Linked DNA regions of Mus musculus: all the other regions are linked to region 2. A link is a loop called in an ENCODE intact Hi-C map of the cell type or tissue named here. Cell type or tissue: heart. All regions are shown on one strand. Links, peaks and the distances in the headings refer to the core of each region. The heading gives the core; the rest is flanking DNA.

What was found. Peaks named below come from ENCODE experiments on the same cell type or tissue, not always from the same donor. Only the 100,000 strongest peaks of a DNase experiment are listed, where the experiment ranks them.
Region 1: a loop joins it to region 2, with 2.1 times the contacts of the local background. A loop is called at or near these places in 2 of 42 quality-filtered maps.
Region 3: a loop joins it to region 2, with 5 times the contacts of the local background. A loop is called at or near these places in 18 of 42 quality-filtered maps.
Region 4: it touches region 2 in a loop (11-fold over the local background); 15 of 42 quality-filtered maps call a loop at or near these places.
Region 5: a loop joins it to region 2, with 5 times the contacts of the local background. A loop is called at or near these places in 5 of 42 quality-filtered maps.

Annotation. Positions count from the first base shown.
Region 1 is chr7:6,802,421-6,807,106 of GRCm38, forward strand. All of the region lies in intron 2 of Usp29 (ubiquitin specific peptidase 29), which reads left to right. It overlaps Mir3099 (microRNA 3099), which reads left to right and starts at 1,167; the gene lies at 1,167-1,250. In heart, for the core only: no CTCF peak of the experiment used is centred there; no DNase peak of the experiment used is centred there.
Region 2 is chr7:6,916,638-6,921,323 of GRCm38, forward strand. All of the region lies in intron 2 of Usp29 (ubiquitin specific peptidase 29), which reads left to right. Among named protein-coding and RNA genes, the nearest start is that of Zim3, 58 kb to the right of the region's middle. In heart, for the core only: a CTCF peak has its summit at 1,829 (motif pointing left); a DNase peak (open chromatin) is centred at 1,814; H3K27ac peaks cover 1,969 bases.
Region 3 is chr7:6,726,871-6,731,556 of GRCm38, forward strand. It overlaps Peg3 (paternally expressed 3), which reads right to left and starts at 3,549. Exons shown (of 9, transcript NM_008817.2): 1 at 3,388-3,549. Usp29 (ubiquitin specific peptidase 29) reads left to right here and starts at 3,713. Exons shown (of 8, transcript NM_001360502.1): 1 at 3,713-4,432. In heart, for the core only: CTCF peaks have their summits at 616, 818 and 2,389 (motif pointing right); DNase peaks (open chromatin) are centred at 1,011, 1,761, 2,681, 3,611 and 1 weaker place; H3K4me3 peaks cover 4,000 bases; H3K27ac peaks cover 3,443 bases.
Region 4 is chr7:6,657,474-6,662,159 of GRCm38, forward strand. It overlaps Zim2 (zinc finger, imprinted 2), which reads right to left. Exons shown (of 5, transcript NR_131759.1): 2 at 1,386-1,474; 3 at 674-773. Among named protein-coding and RNA genes, the nearest start is that of Zim2, 2.6 kb to the right of the region's middle. In heart, for the core only: a CTCF peak has its summit at 2,350; no DNase peak of the experiment used is centred there.
Region 5 is chr7:6,583,945-6,588,630 of GRCm38, forward strand. No RefSeq gene overlaps it. Among named protein-coding and RNA genes, the nearest start is that of Olfr1350, 16 kb to the left of the region's middle. In heart, for the core only: a CTCF peak has its summit at 2,599 (motif pointing right); no DNase peak of the experiment used is centred there.

The DNA of each region.
Region 1 (4,686 bases), core at 286-4,285, 110 kb before region 2:
TAAAATATTCACTATGTGGCTTTTGACAAAAAGCCATTCCAGGCTGCAGAGTCAAACAGTTTATAAACCTGCACAGATCTAGCTTCCAGGGAAATGCCACAGAGTCCAATATAGCTGCTACCCCAAATTCCTCTAAAGAGAAAACATAGGAACACCCATTTTTGAAACTCACATAGCCTAAACTTTGACTATTTTTAATTTATCATAACCAGAAAACTATATACAATTACAGTGCGCAACATGATGTTCAAATTACATATATTCTTTGTGTGAGTATCTTCTCAGTCAGATTGGCTTACCTATCCATTATGCATCCATCATTTTTTTTTTAAGAACTTTCAGCAATTTTCTGTTGTTGCTGTCTTTTTTTTTTTTTTTTTTTTTGCGATAGGGTTATTTTGTTCTCTGTGTAGCTCTGGCTGTCCTGGAACTCGCTTTGTAGACTACCAGACTGGCTTTGATCTCAGAGAGCTGCCAGCCTCTGTCTCTGAGTGTTGGGATTAAAGGTGTTCACCAATTTTCAAGTATAAACATAACTCATTACTGATTATCACCACCATGGTGTACAGTAGCACCTTAGAACTTACTTTTCCTACAGAATGAAGACTCCATGCCTGTCAGTCAAAACAAAACAAAACAAAACAACAAATAAATGTGTTGTACAACATCACATTTGTCTCAATTAAGTTCATTACCTTGGCTGTATGATTTTTCCCATCAAAGAAACACATATGAACATCTATTCACGCCTTAAAGGGCATTAAAGATTAAAAAAAAATATTTCACCAGTCTATGTTGGTAAAGCAGTGAATTTGGGGTATAACTTATAGGAGCAAGGATGACCTAGGCAGCTGCATCCCTGAAAAGGCCACACAACACAGGCTATTACCCATGAAACCTGTATCCTGGGAGCTCCCTGCATGATTTGCAGGCAGTGCCACTAAAGAGTCTCCTCTCTCACAGCAATCATTTCCTGCCTTACATAAACATAGGACAGGGCCTTGTGGTGCTTCTAACTTCCTGTGCTTTCTGAGTCTTGTAAGTTATATAAGACTCCTGAGCCTTGGAAGTTTCCTTATCTCCCTCAGTCTTAAAATGTTTCGATTCAGTGGCAATCTCCACAGAACTCTTCCTCCTTCCAAGGGAAACCTCAAGCCTGCTGAACGATCGATCCCCATCCCAGCTTCCTTCCAGCCCTTGATGTTTTAGTACGCACATAGGCTAGAGAGAGGTTGGGGATGGGGAAAGATGAGAGCATCGAATGCAGGATTGAGTGACCACGTGGAGGGAGACTACCCAATGACAATAGAGACCCGAGAACTTCACACTTAGTCCTTTCTCATCTGATGAGAATTAGCAGGAAAACACTGATAACTCAGAGAGCATGAGCCCATACATCTAAGTGGAGCCTAGTAGAGCACTCCTGGAAAGCTCACTAAAGTTAGGGGATGGATGAGGACTCCAAAACTGGTTCCTGATTCAAATGAAGCACCACATGTTGCTAAACCATCGTCTGGCTGACAGCGAATATCTCTTATCCTAGTTGTTCACCAAAGCCCCCACCTTCAGTCATTCATTCTTCTCACTCAATTTCTACCTCTGCCTGCAGGAGAATGAACTTGTCTAAATGACACTTTCCTCATGGGGGTAAAGAGATTTTTCTTTTCTTCTTTTTTCTTTTTTTTCTTTTTAGAGAGAGATTTTTTTTTTCCAATCAGTGAGTTGTTGTTGGAGGACTTGAAGTTTTTAATATGACATCAAAAGGGAGTCAGGAAAATATGGGGAGGGTGTAATGACACCCCCTAACCCGTTGTCTCTTGATCCCTCACTTGGCCTCTGCTTTTGTCAGGAACAGACACTTGCTGCACAGGGGCACCTTATCCATCTTCATGAGACCTGACACTGGCATGGGCACAGGAGGAAGCAGTGGCAGAAAGCATCTAAGATTGGGATATTCCAGATTGTATAGGTAAAAATGTGTAGGCAAAAAAGAGAGGAAGAGGAGAAGGAAGATGAGGAAGAGGAGAAAGAGGAGGAAGAGGAAGACAAAGAGGAAGAGGAGGAGGAGGAGGAGGAGGAAGAGGAGGAGGAAGAAGAGGAGGAGGAGAGGAGGAGAAAAAAGATACAAAAATCCCAACCAAAACAACAACCAAAAAAAAGAAAAAAAGAAAAAGAAAAGAAAAGAAATGAAGGAAGGAAGGAAGCAAGCAAGAAAGGAAGAAAGGAAGAAAGAAAGAAGGAAACTACCAAGTAACTGTCACATCTACCTGGCTATGGCAAGAGGGTAGAACTCAGCTGAGTGACAGAGGAGCTCATTCTTCAGCAACTAGCAGAAATCCAAAGAGTAGACACTAGATTCCTGCAGATTGCCATGCCACAAGCTGCCCTCATCCAGCAAACTGAGCCTTATGAACTTTCAAAACAATCACTAAGAGGTCCAGCTGCTTGTGTGGGTGTATACAGGTAGGACATACTGCAGAGGTAGAAGCAGGAGGTATGTGAGTTTGAGGCCAGCTTGGGCTACAACTATAAAGGCTGGAGAGATGACTCCATGGGTAAAGAGCTGGATATGCAAGTGTGAGGACCAGGGTAAGGATCCCCAAACCCCACATGAAAACTGGATGGACATGGTGGCCTACCTGTAATTCCAGACAGGAGAGCCTCGGGGCAAGCTGGTTTTCATGTCCTGTACCCCTGAAGAAAACTGAATTTCCTACCCTCAGCAACTGTCATTGCCAATAGCTCCTCAGTTAGGAGTGGGACTTCAAGATGCTAAGTTTTAGGTTTCGAGTATCTTACCACAACTTTTAAAAACTGAAATACTCCACCTATGAAAGTGTTTCAATATGGAGAGTTTGTCAGCCCCCTCAGATGGGTGGAAGCAGCTTTTGCTGTGCCCCAGGGAAGGAATGAGAATGCCAACTGGGACGGTCTGAACATCTGTCAATGTGCTCAGGGGCCGTTGAGACTTTTCACCCTCAAATGGATGATCTGTGGGACACACGTTGCCTGACGATGATTTTGTGGGATACAGTCACCCCAGATTTACCTTAGTTTTTGAATGATGTCGCAAATAAATGATTTTGCTTTTTGATAATTAAAAAATTTTTATTGTATTAATACATTAATGTGTGTTATGGCATACATGTGGTATACAGAGGACAACACATAGCAACCTTTTTTATTTCTTATGAAATCTGGGCCCTAGGGATCAAACTCAGACTGTCAGTCTTGAAGGCAAGCCCCCTAAATCCACTGAGCCAGGCTAGCAACACGAGCTTTTATAAAAAGGTCCTTAAGTTATCTGGTTATGAAAAAAATAAGCCTGACAAGCACCTAATAATTTTTTAATTGTTAAATGATTGATTTGTTTTATTTTATGGGTATGAGTGCTTCACCTGCTTGTATGTATGCATACTACACAGATCCCTAATGGCTTTGGAGGCCAGGAGTTATAGATAGTTCTTTGCCACCAAATGGGTTTTGAGAACTGAACCTGGGTACTTGGAAAGATCAGACAGTAGACAGTGCCCTGAACTGCTAATACATCTCTCCAGTCCCCAATCTGTGAAATTCTGTGTTGATGAGAAAAACATAAGCAGTCTTTAGGCCTAGGCTTGGATCATTGGATTCGTCACTTTGTTTTTGTAAATATTTCCCCAAGTATCTTAAAGAATTATTTACAAATACTCATTTGAGTCAAACATACTCACAGGACATTCTAATTCGGTAAGTATAATGTCTCTATGAAACTATTCTCTCTCTCTCTCTCTCTCTCTTTCTCTCTCTCTCTCTCTCTCTCTCTCTCTCAGTGTGTGTGTGTTTTGTGTGTGTGTGTGTGTGTGTGTGTGTGTTTCAAGAATAAATAATCTCTTTTGTCTGGCCCAGTAAACTTTTATTTAAATAATGCATCCTCTGGGTATATGCAGATGTCCATGTTCTACAGGTCTTTCTGTTGTTGGAGGGCTCTCAAGATATTTACCCAATTTTAGAACTGGTGGGGTTGAGAACTATTTGCCGAAAAAACAAAACAAAACAAAATACCCAGTGATATGCAAACTTTGGTGTTTGGAAAAATTAGGCTGGGGACATTGAGTAACTCAGCAGTTAAAAATGCTGACAATACTGAAGTTGGGTCCCTAGGACCCACATGGTTTAAGAAGAGAACTGGCTCCCACAAGTTGTCTTCAGATTTTGACTTGCACGAGGTGGCAAGGCACCCAAAGAGAGGTATGCACAAAAGTAAATAAATAGAATGTAATAAAGATTAGTGTGGCTCTCAGAGAAGCCTATTCCTTATCATCGCTCATCACCCTGGTATTGTGTTTTTTGTAAATATTATTAAAAGTCACACTTGTGGAAAAAAACAAACCTAGAGAAGAGCTAGTCTTTGTCCAGAGTTCCAAATGTACTACTGCTAATCTCAGCAGGTCCCAACCAGAGCTCACAGTCCCTATCAAAATCAGCAAGTCCATCCAAATGAGGAAGGGCTGGCTTCCTTCCGTAAGCCTCAGTGACTTTCTGGGGTTTGGCTTTTCTTTTTTCTTCTGGTTTCCATGTTTCTCACGAATTTAATTTCCTATTTGGATGGATCTTGGTTCTTATCGTTTAAAAGAAAATGTCTTCTGTAGTTGTTTTCATTTCCTATGCCTTTATCTTTTCAATTCTAATAATTCTTACTTTATC
Region 2 (4,686 bases), core at 310-4,309:
GTCCCAGCACTCGGGAGGCAGAGGCAGGTGGACCTCTAAGTTCGGGGCCAGCCTGGTCTGCAGAGTGAGTTTCAAGGCAGCTTACCTACTGAGAAACCCTGCCTCAACATAACAAGACAAAAAAAGCAACAGGTTTCAGCACAGCATTTCCATATACGGGTCATTGTGTGCTTCTCGTGATCCTCTGCACGGTCCCCGTCCTTTCTCACTGCTCCTGGTGGCCTCTTTCTTTCCTCCATTGTCCTGTTTGTTCTCACGTTGTAGATATGATAAGATTTAGGTTCTGCGTCTGAGACAGAACGCGTAATACTTGTCTTTCTGAGTGGGGCTTCTTTGTTTAACGTAATGATCTCCATCGATTTTCCTGAAAATGACATAATTTTATGCTTTATGCCTGAATAATGCACCACTGGGGGGGTAGGGGGGGAACATGCTGCTGCCTATTACATTCTCTTTATCCTTTCGTCGGTTGATGGGCATCTAAATTACTCTTGTAATTTGGCTATTTGTGAATAACCTTGCTATAAACATGGATGGCCAGCCCCTCTCATTTTGCCTTAATCACATCTATTACAACTCTATCTCGGGGCTGCCAAGATAGCTCAGCAGACAAAGCCCCTTGTGCCAAGTTTGATGTCCCAAGTTCAGTGACCCAGGACCCATATGTTAGGAGAGAACTAACTCCTGTAAGCCGACCTCTGACCTCCACATTTACAGCGTCATTCACGAAGCAACACACACGCAGGGACACATAAATAAATAAATAAATAAGTGTATGTTTGTTTGTGTTAAAGACCCTGTCTCCAGGGTTGGAGACACAGAATGTCTGGAATCCACCAGTGAGGGAGGCCCTAGGCTCTGTCTCCTGCATAGCAAAAATAAAAGGATGGCTGTTTATAGCTGCGCGTGACACCGATGGTGGCCGTGCCTGTCATTCTAGCTCTCAGGAGCTTGAAACCAGAGAATTGCTGTGATGTCAAAGCCACACCAGGCTACATAACAAGACCCTGTCTTGAGAATAAATATGGGCCAAAAAGAAAGGCACTTGCCACCAAGCCTGTCCACCTGAGTTTGATCTCCAGAACCCACATTGTGGAAGAAAAGAACCGACTCCCTCAAACTGTCCTCTGACTTTCAAATGTGCACCAAGGCACATATGGGCTCCAACATTTTCATATAAATCAATCAATCAATCAATCGATCAATATCCCTTTTCCAAAAGCATTCGGAGGCACAGGCATTGAGTCTTCAGTATGTGAGATTCTGGAACACTCAGATTGATCTTAATAACCCCAGAGTTGGGGGGGAGGCTGAGAAGCTGGAAACGGAGCCTGTAGTTTGATAAAGGCAGGATTTAGAGGCATACCCAAGGCCTCAGTGTAAACCTCTTTCCCCTCTGCCCCCTCTTAGCAGCTTGGATTTTACCCTGAGTGTGGAAGGAAGCCCCAGTTGACAACAAGCAGTTCAGACTTATGTCAAAGCAAGGTGGCTCTGGCTGCGGTTGACACTGAGTGACTCTGGAGGCCCACAGACATCGTATGGTACCCCAAGCCTCCCTTGTAAACAGCAGACAGCTGGGAGTCAGGATGCTGGAGGACCTGGGCAGAGGGGAAAGAGGTTTACACTGAAGTCTGCGAGTGTGTGGACCTTTACTACGGTCTCCCCAAGAAAACAAGACACAACACACAAACGATTAGATCCCGTGGCTGTCCCCCTCTCCTCTTCCACGGGAAAAGGACACAATCTTCAGCCATAAAGTTCTTTGCTTCTGTCTCTGTCCATCCATTCCTTTCCAGTTTGCAGACTGAAGAATGATCGCGGGTGCCCTCTACTGGCAGCTTGCTCCACAGTGTAACAACTTAAAGCTCATAGGAAGCCACCAGCCCACTGCGGCTCCGCAGCACCAATCTTTTCTCTTCCTCCATCCCTTTCCTTTTTTCCTTTCCATCAAGGCTATCTATATGGAAGACCTACTATGTGCCGTGTGTGTGTGTGTGTGTGTGTGTGTGTGTGTGTGTGTGTTCACACATAATATACATGTGGAACTCAAGGGACAACTTGCAGGAATTGGTTCTCTTCTTCCAATCTGGGGATTGAACTCGGGCTATCAGGCTTGGTGGCAAGTGCCTTGATGTGCTGAGCCCTCTTGCTGGCCCCAGGCACATGTTACTGAGGTGTAACCCGGGATCCACGGGATCCACATATTTAGCAAGTAGCAACTTCCATGGTGAGTCTGGATGAGGACAGGTTAGAGGCTACCATAATCAGCTAGGCTGCAGCCATGTGCTAGACATCTTTATTTGGGCGCGTCCAGTGCCTCACTGACCTCGAGACTTTTCTACATAATAGATGAGAAGTTCTGAGGGACACAAGCCTCTGGTCAATGGACACTTGCTTCAGTACTCTTAAACCTTTGCAGAATCTCCACTGTGAATCCAGGTTGGCACTTTGAGCCTATGTGCACACACACACACACACACACACACACACACACACACACACACACACCATACACCAAACACACACACATACACCACATCACACACACACACACACACCACACACACCACATACCATATACCACACATACACACCCCACATACATACCATATACTACACACACACACCACACCACACACACACACCCTCCCACACACACCATACACCACACACCCACACACACACCATATACCACACACACATACCATACACATACCACACACCACACACACTACACACACCACACCACATACACACACACTACACACATATCACACACCATACACACACACACCACACATACCACACCACACACCACAGACACACACATACCCCCATACACACATACCCACATACACATCACACCCACTTCACCACACACACATACGCACACACACACACACACACACACACACACACCACACATACACCTGTGTGTCTATAAGCCTGAGTCCAGAGCCTATAATACTCCAGGTTCTGCCCCTCTCCCTGGTCTTGTGGCAGCCACCTTCTCTTCTCAGTCTGCTGTGGTTTCCATAGAAACAGATATGGCCAGATGAGAGATCAGAAGGAGACAGAGCCTGACACTCCAGCCCTTAGACTTTTATGTAATTAAAATGCATCACCAGACAAGGCCTCTGCAGAAAGGCAGGGAGAGTACAGGTCTGTGTTGGTCTCTGTCATCCCAGGCAGAAATCTCAAGCTGGCCCAAAGAACCAGCAATGTGATTGCTATTTGTTCTTCTTTTTATTCATTCATGATTAAGCCATTTATCTGTCCCTCACACTCAAAGATTATGAATGATTAACAAAGATAAGTCCATTCTTGTTGCTGAGATAGGATCTTGTTATATAGACCAGACTGACCTCAAATGTATGACAATCTTCCTGCTCTGAATTTCCATGTTCTAGGATTACAGTAATGGGCCGCTATACCTGGTGTAGATAGTTATATTAGTATATATATATTGCAAGCATATGAGAGTCAGAAGACAACTGTTTGAGTCAGTTCTCTCTCTCCTTCTACAATCCATGTGGGTTAAAGCAATCAAACTCAGCCTGTCAGCCTTGGTGGCAAATGTCTTTACTGGCCAAGCCATCACTCTGGCCTGGTTAAATTAATATATTAATTTTGCACTTACTCTTTGCTGCTGGTATTGTCACAAGAACAGGAACACAGTATAGGTGAAAGGAAATCCCACAATGCCTCATTAAAGATGCTTGCTTCTCAGATGAGGCGACCACACAAAACCACACATAAAGATCAATAATACTGTGAGAGCAGGCATGAGATCTGGGCTCAGTCCTAACACTACGTAAACCCTGAACGGTAGTGAGTACCTGTGATCCAAACACCAGCCAAGCAGAAGCAGGTTGATCGGGAGTTCACAGTTATCCTCAGCTATCTAGCATGTCTGAAGCCAGCCTGAGCTATTGAGACTTGCCTCAAAAAAGAAAGAAAAATGAGGAGTGGGAGGCCAGATGGGTCTGTTGATGAAAACACTTGCTGCCAAGCCTGCTAATCTAAGTAAGATTTCAGGACCCACATGGTGGAAGGAGAAAACTAACACCTAGAAGCTCTCCTGTGTATTCTGAGCCTGCGCCGTGGTGTTTGCAAGCATGCACACATGCACATACATAGATATTGAAAATGTCTTTTATGGGCATGCTGAGTCTTTGTATAATGTGCATGCACCTTTCGGGGCATCACGGACATCTGAGCTGAAGATGTTCGCTTTGCTCTTCCATATGTCTGAGAACACAGGGGCAAGCTCCTCACCCAGTAAGCTCCTCACACCAGCCTGGATTTCTCTTCCCCTCTTCACAGGGACTCTGCTTGAATTCTGAATTCTGGATCTCTGCTTCCTGCACCTTACCCAGCCACCTCTCTTTGATGTTGTGCCCTCCACACACACACCCTCTCTTTCCCAGTCCATTCTACCTGTCAAGCCATAGATTCCATCTCCATAGATGCAACAAGATCTGCATTGAAAACATTCAGAAGTGTGCACCTTTAGCTCCAGCACTTGGGAGGCAGAAACAAGCAGAGTTTTTGTGAGTTCAAAGCCAGCCTGGTCTACATAACAAGTTCAAGACCAGTTAGGGCTACACAGTGAGACCCTGTCTCAAAACAAAATTAGAAAAAAAAAGTCACATCCTGAATGAAAGGACATAGGTATTTTTGAAG
Region 3 (4,686 bases), core at 382-4,381, 190 kb before region 2:
CCTATCCTATAAGTGCAAGGAAACATATTGCAGGTGAAAACTAGAGGGAAACAAATGACCAGGGAGAGACTTAAAATACTCTGATAGTCAAAGTAGCCTTCTAGTGGCTTTAACAATCTTCTGGGTGTTGCCAGTGATTCACATAACCACACCCCTTTCCCAGGATTCTGAGCTGGGCAATTGGGTGAGTCCCTTCTGGTGCCCCCGTATGAAAATATTGGCTCCAGTCACCTATGTGTGGATGTAAGATGGAGGCACTGTAGCCCCTGACATCTGCCAGTACCTAAGATAAAACACCTAAGGTCCCACTACCAAGATGAAACAGGGCTCTGTAACTGTCACTAATAAAAAGCCAGCCTCTTCTTCAGACCTGCTGCCTGCAGGTGACACATCCACAGTGAAAAATTCAGACACCCCCTTGTGGCCAACAAAGATGGCGCCAATGAAGGTGGAGGACCAGTTCAATCAGGAATCGAATCCTGAAGCGAGGTCCTGTTGTCATTCAAGATGACACCTGCACAGATAATACCAGATGCCCCCTTGTGGCCAACAAAGATGGCGCCAGAGGGAGGAGGGTACTGCAGTCAGTACCAGAGAGCCCCTCCTTCGGGCCGCCTCCTGCAGCAAGCCCACTTGTCATTCAAAATGACACTGGCGGAATGAATACCAGACGCCCCCTTGTGACCAACAAAGATAGCGACAGGGCCGGCGGACTTCTGTGGCCCAGTCACTCAGAAAGAGCTCCTCCCTCGGCCCTGCCCCTGCAGCCAACCCAGCTGTCATTCAAGATTGCTCATGCGCCATAAATGACAGAGACATAAAAAATAATGCCATGGTGAACAGGGCTGTATCGTCCCTTGGACCAGAGATTCTTTCCTTCCCTCTTGCCTGCCTCTAGTGGCCACTCCAGCTATTACTCAAGGTGACAGCAGTGCAAAAAAACACTAGACAACAACCCCCAACCATGACAAGTAAAGATGGCGCCCAGGTGGGCAGGGTTCTGTAGTCCAGATCAGAGCTCCGCCCTCTGGCCCTCCTTCTGCAGCAAAACAAGCTGTCATTCAAGATGGCTACTGCACCAGAAACGTCAGCAAAGATGGCGTCAGGTGGGCAGAGCTCCCTGCTCATTCTGAATGAGAGAGACCACACCCCTTTGGCTAGCTTCTTTCAGCCGGCCAGTCCTGCAGTCATTCAAGATGACACCCTTACTTCAGACACCGCCTCCCCATGGCCAACAGTGGTGACGCTAAGGATAGACAGGGGTGAGTTGTACCATCAGTCAGGATAATAACCCCTTCCTAGGGCTTGCCCCTTGCAAGACAGCTTAGCACTCAGGACCATAAATCCTCTCTCTAGCCTGCCTCTTGCAGCCAGCCAGTCCAGCTGTCAATCAAAATGGCACCTTCAGTGATCACTTCAGACACACCATGTATGGCAAACAGATGACGCCAAGGTGGGTGGAACTGGTTTCCAATCAATCATGACAAGAAAGCTCCTCCCTCAGATCCCACCCCCAGCCAGCCTGTCATTCAAGATGGCGTCTGCACCATAAAGGTTAGCGCGGCCAGCTATTGCTGGCAAAGATGGCGCCAAATTGGGCGGGGCTCTGTGAGCACTCAAGACCAGAGAGCCCCTCCTCCTGACCCGCCTCTTGCCGCAAACACATCCAGCTGTCACTCAAGATGACACCCGCTGAGAACTTCACAGGCCCATAAAGCTGTGTGGCCACGTCAATCAAGGCCTGAGCCCCACCCTCAGGCCCACCCCCTGAAGCCGGATGGGCTGTCATTCAAGATTGTGCCTCACTATATCAGCAGCCACTCTTCATAGCCCCGCCCTGCCACTCCCTTCTTCACCATCAGCCAGCAAAGATGGCGTCAGGGTAGGTGGGGCTTTGTGGTGACTCAGGATTATAAAGCCCCTCCTTATAGCCCGCCTCTATGCAGCATGCCCGTCCAGCTGTCATTCAAGATACCTGCAGAGCATCGAAGCCCCGCCCTTGGCCAGGAAAGATGGCGCCAGGATGGGCGGAGCTATGAGGCCTTGTCATTCAGAATAATAACCCCTCCCTAAAGCCCACCTCCTGCAGCCATCTGGGCTGTCACTCATGATGGCACCTATTACAGTTTCTGTCTGTGGCGCGGGTATAACCAGCAAAGGTGAACAAGGTCCTGTTGTCTGTCAGTCACTCAGGACGATAGCCTCTCCCTCCAGACAACCGGGCGACACTTTTTAACTCTTCATAAACCCCACAGTGCTCCTCATAAATGGAGCCAGATACAGTCCAGGGTCAAAAGACCCGTCACTTGATGTCAATTTGAGGCTCTGCAACCAAAATCTAGCCACAGAAAAATGGATTGTTTGAGCCTGCCGTTCCATCCTTTAAATGGAAGGCCGCGAGATGGCAGCATTCGTGCGGCAAACTAAGACTGAGTGAGGGTCTAGGCCACTCGGCCAGTCAGATAAGCCGACAACTGGGGTGCATCTTTACTGCCAACTAGCAAAGGAAGAGCCAGAGGAGCTAGCACCCCATAGACTCAAGCCACTTCGGCCTTTTAGTCTCTTTATCTGATGCTAAAGCGGCGCCTGCGCGGCAAATCCGCGGTCATTTCAAGATGGCGCCAAGCGGGCTGGGCCTGCTGAGTCCGCCATGGCCCCGCCCCCACCATAGGCAGCCAATCAGGATAAGCCTGTGCAGCAAACCTGTCTCCACCCTCCAAGATGGCGCCAACTGGGTGGAGCCGAAAAGTATCTCACAGCTTCTGCTTTAGTCCCGCCCCTAAGCTGCCCTCAGCCCCGCCCACCGCCACTGCGGCAAAACAAGACCCGCCCCCAAGAACAGTGCCGCGCTTAGCGGTAGATGGCTAGATTGCGAAGACCCTGCCAGCCAGACGACCTGGCGATCGGGTTAACCGCATAGCCCTTAGACTTTGCTGAGCAAAGAAAATGAAACCACAGAAGAGGTTGCTCAGAGACGGCACTCTGATGTCCACTGTGGTGGTCTTGTAACAGGACTTCTGCATCATCTGCGTGGCTGGCCACGCAGATGAGACAGGGAGCCTGGATTCTCCCGGGATTCTGGGTGGTTCACACCTAAAGCCCTAAGACCCTAAGATCGCGGGACCCTGAGGCTCCGAGGCCTGGACCTATAGAATACCTCTTTAAATCCCTGTCACCTAAATGGCATCCCTGCGGCAACACGGCCGCTCCGTGGTGATTCCCCCTTCCCGAAGGCGCAGTCTGCAGCCTTGTCAGTTACCCTTGGGAGCCGTGATATGGTCTGCCGCCCCTGGCCCGCGGCAACGCACCCCAAACACCATCTGAACTCTGCAGACGGTATCTAAGAGGGTGCATGCTGCAGAGCAGCCAGGTGGCCGGCTGACTCACCTCCCGGAGCACAGCACTCTACGCACACACCCCGACCAGGGTCGGCAGTCTAGTGCACCCACACTGAACCGGGCGCCCGGCGGCGCCACCAGCCCAGGGTGGACATCTCTCCGCTTCTCCTCCGATGCTCGTCCTCCCGCGACTCCTGACTCCCCAGCGTCTGCAGCAAGGGCTGCGGGACACCTCCTTGTCAGGGTCCTCTGCAGAGGCGGAGCTTCCTCTCTAACCAATCCAAGACCCCATTCCCCGCTTTGGGCCCTCACCACGCCTCCCACACCCTGCCAATCAGACTGCTGTTGTCAAGGCAACAGCTTGGCGCCAAGGCACGGAGTTGACGTCAACGGAGTCAGTGTTAGGGGCCCCCAAGCAGAGTCTGGAAAAGGGGGATGGGATGTGGGTGTGAAGGGATGCAGCCCCCCCAAAAGAAATCGGGGTGAATCAGAAATACCTACTAATGATGCCCCAATGCAAAACCTGAGAAGAGAGAGAGGGAAAAACGACAAGCATATATTTGTCTAAAATCGGGAAAAAAGAAAAACCATGAAAAATCGAGACAGAAACACATACGTTGAGGTCTAACCACGAACGATAAAGGTGGAAGAAAGGACTTTTCTGCCTGCAACACCCAAGCACTAAGCTAATTTCCTTAATAAACGAAGAGCTATTGGAAACCAACAAGGGAAGGACAAAAGCAAAGCAAAAAAGGGGGCAAAAGAGACCGCAAGTCACAGGACAATGCAAATGGCTGGAAGAATCTTGACCTGACTGTCTGCATAGCGAAACGCCAACCTGAGATACCGGGTGAAGGCGGTTTATGGCAGCGCGCTGAATCGCATGTGGTCAACCATCATTGCGTGAATCCACTGCATAGAATAGCAAGAAATTGCGAGGAGAGCAAGCAGGTAGATTACCAAGCCTGCCTCTGATAGAAGACATTCCTATGTCACCAGGAAAAATAACGGAGGTATCGCTGCCATAAAGGACCTGGATCGGAATAGATCCCAATGAAATAAAACCCGTTGCCGAAGTTTGTAGAAACGAAATGGTAAGTGGTTTTTTTTTTCTTTCTCTCTTTCTTTCTCTCTCATTTATTTCTTTGTTAAAAAATATACAAATGTGGGCAAAGCTTCTGGAACAATTTGCAAAAAAAAAATTTTTAACTGGTTACCTCTAGGAAAAGGAATGGGGGAGGGGAGAACAGACTACAGAAAGATGATTTTGGCTTTATTCTCTGTGCCCATGAATTTCCTTGGCAGATAAATGGTATTTCTTCCCTGGCAGTAAAATCGATGAATTATT
Region 4 (4,686 bases), core at 275-4,274, 260 kb before region 2:
AGTCTTCCCCAGGGAAGAGCATACTGACTGGTTATACCAATTGGTCAGCCCTGAAACCTTATACATATAACAGTGTATAGACTGGATAGGTTATATTCATATATATAAGGAATATGTATGTATATTAAGAATATATACAGTGAATTCTCTTAAAGTACACGTTGTTCTGCAGTAAGCTACACATGTAACAGCGACTAGAGAACTAGAGACCATGAATTTGATAGACAGCAGTGGGGGTACATGGGAAGGGTTGGAGAAGCAGAGTAAATATGATATTATGTTATAATTAAAAAAAAAACAGATATAATGGAAAAATTAAATGAGGTTGCTGGAAAAAATACCTCAGCAGTTAAGCATGCTTGTGGCTCTTGCAGAGGATCTGGGGTAAATTCCCAACACCTGCGTGACAGCTCACAACTATCTGTGATTCCAGTTTCAGGGAATCCAATGCCCTCCTCTGGCTTCCAGGAGCGCTAAATGAACACCGTGCACAGACTTGCAGGCAAAACACTCATACACATAAAATAAAAGTAAAACGTACAAAACAAATGAATAACATGAACTACTGCCTCTGGCCCAAGCTGAGGCTCACTGAGATGGTGAACCATCCTAACAAAGACACTGAAAACTGACCTATGTCAGTAACTGGGCTGTAAGGAGAATACACACTTACCTAGGGAGACCAGGTTCTGGTGAATTCTCTTAAAGTACACGTTGTTCTGCAGTAAGCTAACTCCTCCTCCTCCAATCCAGCGCTTAAAGGTCACCAGCTCCTAAAACACCAGAGAATACCCCTAAGCGATTTAAAAAAACAAAACCCCCAAAACCGGGAAAGAGCTTAAGTTGAAACAATGTCTCTCACTTCAGGCAGCCACTGAATTGCCAGACTCACACCCTAGGGGTGGGTGTGGCCTACCCCCCACCCCTACCCCACCCCCTCAATCCCCACAGCTGACCAGGTCTTTATGTCTTCAGTCTCTCATAAAAGAGGGTAAAAAAGAGGGGTGGGAAGGCTGGAGAGATGACTCAGAAGTCAAGAGCACTGACTGCTTTTCCGGAGGTCCTGAGTTCAATTCCCAGCAACCACATGGTGGCTCATAACCATCTGCAATGGAATATGATGCACTCTTTTGGTGTGCCTGAAGACAGCGCACTCCCAAACAAAAAATAAAAATAGAAAAATTCCAGACTTTTCAAATCTTGTTCTGATTAAAATGGGATGTTGAACAAATCAGGGCAGGGAGACAAGAAGGGAAGCATTCAGTATGAGCGCAACTCGTAAAAGTGAAGACAGCCTTAGACAAGTGGGGGTGGGGCGCATTAACAGGGAAGATCTAGGAATCAGAAAAGATCCAAGAGCCATGACAAAAGACAGCTTAACTCACTTGCTGTCCAGAAGATGGCAGAACATCTTTGCATCCTGATTCTGCTGGCCACAGGTTTCCCTGTATCCTGAAAGCGCAGGGTCCTGAGCCTAGAGAAGAAATATAACCACCACACTGAGTCCTCTCTGGCCACAGCCTGTCGCCCGCGTATCACCCTGTCCTACTTTGAAGCCAGCAGTATCCCTGGGCTTCCCTTGGCAAAGCAAACGATCATGGAGACCACTTCTGTTCTCAGCAAAGTCGAGCTCCAGTCATTTCCCATTCTAAACCTCTCCGTGGGCTTCCCACAGGTTTCTAAGTAAAGCAGGAGTTCTCTGCATCAGTGCTTTCTTACCTGTCAATCAAGTTCACCAGGGAGGGGCCTGGAGAGATGGCTCAGCCCTTTAAGTGAGCTTAATGCTCTCACAGGAGGACCCGGGTTCTGCTCCCAGCACCCACATGGCAGCTTGAAATCATCTATAATTCCACTTCTAGGGGATCCAATATATTTTCTGACCTCTGCATACATGTGATACACTATATTTATTCAGATGTGTACACACACACACACACACACACACACACTAAAATTCAGGTAGCTTCAACTTCTAAATAGCAAATCAGAAGTTTACAGGAACCACATGAAGACCAAGCTACATACTTGTGAGGATTAAATGTTACTGACATACACTGCCGTAGGTCTTTGTTTTTGTTTGCTTTTTGTTTTTGAAAGGCAGCCTTTAAGGACCCCTTCCTACATTTTCAATCACTAATTTGTAAGATGACAGGATCACCTTACCCCAAAAGCCTGAACTTACAATCATCTTTTATGGAGGTCTTTTCCAGGTGATCTTTTCAGTAATTTCCTGTTTCTTTCTCAGACTCTATGCAATTTTTCCCCATTCCCTTCTAACTTCAGCTCAGCTCTGTGTATAGCTAAGCTAAACTTTTAACTTCTAGGACAATACCCTGAGTGTCCACATGAGGCACTGTAACACCATGTATAGAATAAAACCCGTGGCAGGTGGTCTAGCTTTTAAAAAGAGAGACTTGTGACTAAGGGAAAGGGGGTGAATTTGGGAAGAGTTGGGGACACGGGATAGTATGAGCAAAACTCATTGTATGAAATTCTCTGAGAACAAATAAAAAAATTGAAAAGAGGACAAGAGAGAATAATGCAAACCAGAAGTGTAGCCTCTGCAGGTCTAGAGCCTGATGGCCAGGTAAAAAATGTTGAAATGCTGTTTGGTGGCACCTGTAAACCCAGGACTCACAATGTGAAGCAGGAGGATTGCAGTGATTTCAAGGCCAGCTTCAGCCACATAACAAAATTCTTTAAAAAAAAAAAAATGGAATCTAGGAAAGCTGCAGTCCCTAAAGGGATAGGACCTCTACAGGAAGACCAATTAGTCAACTAACCTGGACTCTTGCGGAGCTTTGATTGGTGAATCATCAACCACCAACCAAAGAACACAGATGGGCTGGACCTAGGCCTCCCTGCACATATGGAGCAGATGTGCAGCTTGGTCTTCATATGGGTCCTGAACAACGAGAGCGGGGCTATCCCAAAAGCTGTTGCCTGTATGTCGGATATGTTCTTCTAGCTGGGCTGCCTTGTCTGGCTTCAGTGGGAGAGGAAGGGCCTAGCCTTGCAGAGACTTGAAGTGCTAGCAGTGGGGATACCTGGTGGGGGGAGGGGTGGCAGGGGGAACCTCACAGGCTCAGAGGTGAAGGGCAGGGGTTGGGGCAGTTAGGATGTGAATTGTGTAAGTAAGATTAATTAATTAAAAAAAATTCTGGAATCATAAGCACAGGCTATTTATTCAATCTTGTGTCAAAAAAACAAAGGCAGTAGTGCCTCTTGCAAAGCTGCTACTTAACAGAGTCAAATGAATTAATAACACAAACCACCTACAGGAATACATGGTTTGTATTAGTGCCCTCTTTCCCATCACTCTTTAATAGCTCTTTCAGAACTTTCTATAATATCCTGGGATCATATTGATCCTTCTTCTCTAAATTCTCCCAGACCCAACCCCTTTCTTTACCCACCTGTGTTTTGTTTTGTAAATCAATCAAGTCCAATGTGTACTGCCCATATTCTCTCAGGTGTGTGGCCATTTATTTAGCGGAGCATGGTCAACTTATCACCATCATGGAGAGAGAAGGTGGGCTCAATGAGCAGCTTAATTTTTTTGTTTTTTTTTTCTGTGTCAAAGGTGAGGCGTGCCTGAATCTAGCCACATGCTCTTTTCTGTCCATGCCCCAGCCCTCCTGCTAGAAATAGCTATGATCCCAGATTTTCCCTCCTCTGGGTATATATGTAATCTAATATATATTGTTCTCTTGGTATATACATAGTGTGTACTTAATATATTTTGTTTGTGGTTGGAATTATTTTTATTCAAAGGACTAGGGGCTTTGTTTCCTTAGTGTTGAAAGCCCCCTAGTTCTAACCTAGTAACCTGAATTCCTGAGACTGATACTGGAAAAGGATGAACTTGCAGTCCCCATATTTTAGATCCTCTTGCACTGGACATTTAGCCATTCATTAAAAGTTCACTTTTGGGGCTGAAGGGTTAGTGCTTAAGAGCACTGTCTGCTCATTCAGAGGTCCTGAGTTCAATCCCCAGGAACCACATGGTGGCTCATAGCTTTCTATAGTGTGATCTGATGCTCTCTTCTGGCATGTATGTGTACATGCAGAGCGGGCACTCATATACACAAAATCAATAAATCTAAAGAAAAAAGTTCATTCTTGCCCTAAAATAAAAAAGATAAGAAAAAAATCAGTATATTTATACTGAACATATCAAGTCTAGATTCTTTGGTAGTGTTGATTTTAAAAGAACACTGCCTTTTAAAAAGTTATGCACGTATGTGGGTATGCAGGTGCCCCACAAAGCCAGAGGCATCATTCTCCCAGGAACTGGAAGTACAGAAGGTTGTATGTTGCCTGGTATGGATGCTGGGAATTGAACTCAGGTCCTATGTAAGAGCAATACACATTTTTAACTGCTTAAAGGAGGAGGTATACATGAGGAGGGACAGTGAGAGGCAGGGTAGGGCTGAGATAGAGGAAGAGCTGGGTTGACGCTGTTCTGGGGAGTAATCCAAGATACAGCCCAAGATCTTGGGTTTCGGGAGGATGTGGACCAGAGGCAGCCTGGGGGGAGGGAAATGGAAAGCCCTGGGTGCACAAGACAATGATGGGACAAAAAGGCCATTTAGCCACGACTCTTCAAAGTCAGCCTCCAACCATAGGTTCTTTCTCACAAGCCTATCCAACTCTTCATGCACTATGCACTCATTTTTCCACAGC
Region 5 (4,686 bases), core at 218-4,217, 330 kb before region 2:
TGTTTTATACATAGAGACTGCTGAACTTATTCAAGATGATTCTGAATTGACTTCACTATTTATTCAGCTATAACAAATGATAAGAAATAGGAGTTATCCTCAGGTAACAGCAGATGCTGTCAAGGATGTGGAGAAAGAGGAACACTCCTCCACTGCTGGTAGGATTGCAAGCTGGTACAACCACTCTGGAAATCAGTTTGGCGGTTCCTCAGAAAATTGGATATAGCACTATCAGAAGATCCAGCAATACCACTCCTTGGCATAAACCCAGAAGATGATCCAACTTGTAATAAGGAACCACTCAGGAAACCAATCTGACAGTTCCTGAGAAAATTGTTCCATCTGAAGACCCATCTGTACTACTACTGGGCATATACTCAAAAGACGCTCCAACATATAACAAGCACACATGCTCCAGTACGTTTATAGCAGCCTTATTATTATAGCCAGAAGCTGGAAAGAACCCAGATGCCCCTCAACAGAGGAATGGATACATTTACACAATGGAGTACTACTCAGCTATTAAAAACAATGACTTCGTGAAATTTGCAGGCAAATGGATGAAACTATAAATTATCCTGATTGAGGAAACCCAGACACAAGAGCGCACACATGGTATGTACTCACTAATAAGTGGATTTTAGTTAAAAATATCAGACCACCCACAATACAACATATAAACCATATGGAGCGTAAGAAGGAAGACTAAAGTGTAGTTGCTAAAATCCTACATAGAACCTGGAAGAAAACAATCACAGGAGGTAGAAGGAGGGAGGGATGTGGGAGGCAGGGAGGAGGGGGAGTGAAAAAATCAGGGGCAGGTATTGGAAGGGACAGGAGAGAAGTAGAGAGGGTTAGGAAATTGAATAGAAACATGTAGCAGTGGGGGATGTGAACTGGGGGTAGCCACTAGAAAAGTCCCAGACTCCAGGAAGTGAGAGGCTCCCAGGACCCAACAGTGATGACTTTAGCCAAAATACCCAACAAAGGGGAGATACAACCTACATAGACCACCTGCAGTAGATAGGCACAGCCCCAGTTGAGGGATGGGGGCACCCTCCATCTCAAAAGTTTTAACCCAGAAATGTTCCTATTCAATGATGGGCCCTATTTGGCCTTGAGGACAAACCTGAGCCTGGCTTGATTTTCGAGACCTGTCATTCGCTTCTACTCCAGAATGACCTATAGACCTGAATGAGACTGCTTCTGACTAGCTACCACGGATGTATAAATTCCTGATAAGCCCTGTGAGATCACCCCACACACCTCGTCATCTCACCCCATATTTCTATCCCCACCTCTTTGCCCTGTTTATATAAACAAATTGCTGCCACATGTGGTTCTTCTCCGGTGTCCAACTCTCACCATCCTGCTCAGCCCTGGAGAGACCTGACAGGTCTGGGCTTCTCTCCTCGAAGCTACCTGCCGGCAAAGAGCTGACAATACAATGGAAAGACAGGGACAAAAAAAAAAGTGGAGCACAGACTGAAGGAGAGACCACCCCACCTAGGGATCTATCTATCCCATCTTCAGACACCAACCCCCTAAACTATTGCTGATGCCACAAAGAGCTTGCTTTCAGCAGCTTGGTATGGCTGTTCTCTGTGAGGTTCTTCCAGCACCTGACCAATACAGATGCAGATACTCAGACAACCATTGGACTGAGCCTGGAGACCACAATGGAAGTACTAGGGGAAGGAATGAAGAAGCTGAAGGGAACTGCAACCCCATAGGAAGAAAAATATTAACTAACTGGGCCACCCAGAACTAAACCACCAACCAAAGAGTACACATGGAGAAATCCATAGCTCCAGATACATATATAACAGAGGAGGGTCTTATTTGACATCAGTGGGAGGGGTGGTCCTTGGTCCTGTGGAGGTTCGGTGCCCCAGCACAGGGGACAGCTAAAGCAGTGAGGCAGGTGAATGGCTAGAGGAGCACCCTCATAGAGGCAAGGGGAGGGAGGAGAGGAGGGATAGGATGGGGGTTTGTGGAGGGGTAACTGGGAAGGGGGATATCATCTGAAAGGTAAATGAATAAAATGATTTTTAAAAAGGGGGTGTAGCTGCACACCCTAAGTAAATTGAGCTGAGTAGAGGCCCAAGCTGTAACCCAAGAAAGTTGGGGGCTGCTTGGGCACAGGACTGAGACTAATTGGTTTGGGGGCCATTATTGCCAGAAATGCAGCCTCTGCAGCTGAGGATGAGCAGCTGAAACAGGGGAGGAGCTGACTTCGCAACGCATTTCTCACAGGCACAGGGGGCATCTCTGCCCATGCTTGAATTCCTGTGCTCTCGCCCCCTCATGCTCACTTATCTGTGTCCCCACATCTAAGTGGACAGCCAAACCCCATTCTCCCAGCCACCTGCACGGTGTCAACTGAATCCTGAAATCAAGTGCACATGCAGTGGGCTGCAGTCAGCATCCATGCCTTGAGTCAGCCACACACGGGCATGGGATAGGGTTTGGGCCAATTTTCCAATTGAGGAAAAGCCATAACAGGTCACACATAGGAAATGGAAAACAGCAGAGGCTCAGAAGCTGAGTTTTTTCTGCAATCAACCTCTAAGAGAATCAGATACCACTACAGTATCCTAAATCGAACACAAGAGGGAGACAAAGACACAGGAAACTTGGGATCAGGTAATAGGGGGTTGAAGTAGATAATTTCAGAGAGCAATGGAGATGAGCATAAAGATGACAAACATAATAAAGACTTTTTGGGTGCTTATGTAGTGCTCATTTAAAACGGCTCAGAATGGATGGAAAAGTCTAGAGAAAATCGTAAAGAGAATCTGTTATGAATATCACCTGTCAATAAAAAAGCTGATGGCCAATGAGCTGAGGCAGGAAATGTGAGGTGGGACACTGTCAGAAAGAGAGAGGATTCTAGGAAATAGGGAGAGAATAAAAGAGGATGCAGGGAGCCACGTGGGAGGAGATTCCAGGAAACGGATAGGGAGACGGACATAGCAGGTAGCTGAACTCAGGGAGCCACCGAGGAAAACGCAAGGATGCAGGCCAGGACTGAAGGAGAGATAACTAATCAAGTGACAGACACAGAATAGTTTGAGTAGGTTAAATAACTTACGAGCTAGTCAGGAAATGAGCCAAAGCCTATGGCCTAGGTATTTTTAATTATAAACAGTCTCAGAGTTGTCATGCCAGGAGCAGGGGCTGAGAAAGGAAAAACAGATTTAATAAATACATTTTTACAGGAAATCAACACCTTGCTAAATATAATTATTACATTGTTAAGTTTCACTCTTATCCTACTAATGTTTCAGTTTGCTACATCTTATCAAAAACCAAAGTCTTAGAAAAAGGATTAAAAATTTTTATAAGAGAGAGTGAAGGCAATGTTAGAACATTAAAGGAAAATTAGAGACATTTGTAAACAAAACTGAGGAGGATACTAAAATAGTAAAGATAGGGAAACAAACATTACAGGGAATTTTAGAGACATGTATAAGCAAAATTTAGGGGGAGATTAAGATAATAAAGATACAAGAAAATAAAAATAATAAAAACTGGAGACAAGTCTTGGAAGAAAATTTACAAAAAAAATATGAGTAAACTTGAAGTAGTTATAAGACAGAGTGAGAAAGTAAGGCCAGAACAAAACCCTAAAATGATTTCCCAGCCTTGAGAAGGAACTTGGAAGGAAATGAAGGAAATCCATATGGTTACCACACATTTGAATGGCAACCTATAGAGGCTCAGGATTTTAAAAGGTTTAAGACCCAACAAGCAGCTGAAAGAGTCAGATGCAGATATTTACACCCAACCAATGGACAGAAGCAGCTGACCCCTGTTGTTGAATTACAGAAGGCTGAAAGAAGCTGAGGAGAAGGGTGATCCTATAGAAGGACCAGCAGTCTCAATTAATCTGGACCCCCGAGATCTCTCATACACTGGACCACGAAACAGGCAGCTTACAGCAGCTGATAAGAGTTCACCACACACATACAGTAGAGGACTTCCGAGTCTGGGTTCATTCAGAGATGATGCACCTAACCCTCAAGAGACTGGAAGCCCCAGGGAGTTTAGAGGTCAGGAGGGGTGGGGATGGGGACATCCACATGGAGAAGGGGTGGAGAGGAGGTGTGGGATGTGGAACAGTAGGGTGGACGGGGGTGGGGGTGGGAATAAAATATGGAGTATAAAAAAATAAATTTTAAAAAAGGAAAAAAAACAAGCTTGAATGGGATCATTGGGCACAGGAGAGAGAGGGGGGGAGGGAGGGGGAGGGAGGGAGGGAGGACGGACAGACAGACAAGCAAGCAAGCAATAATGAGCTATGGCCTCAAATACATAGGACAAGGCTGAACAACAGAGAGGAACTGAATCATTTACAAAGATAACCCAGGGTTCAAACGAACCTTTTACAAAGACTGACCACAGCTCCAACTATTAGAGAATTTTTAATTGAATCTTTAGCTTTTGAAAATGCTAACAGTAAATGCAAAAAATTAATTAGACCATTAAGAACAAGATTTGTACCTCTTTATGATGGATTAAAACAACTGCAGACACAGAAATAAATGTTCACAATGTCCATTGCTGTGTCTGTGAAAGATCAAGTTATTCCCTAAAGAACTGTAACCAAATAGTTCCTAAAGATAAATTCTTCTATAACAGGAATAATTCTAGAAGAAAGTTTCCTGTGAAATATAGAAGATG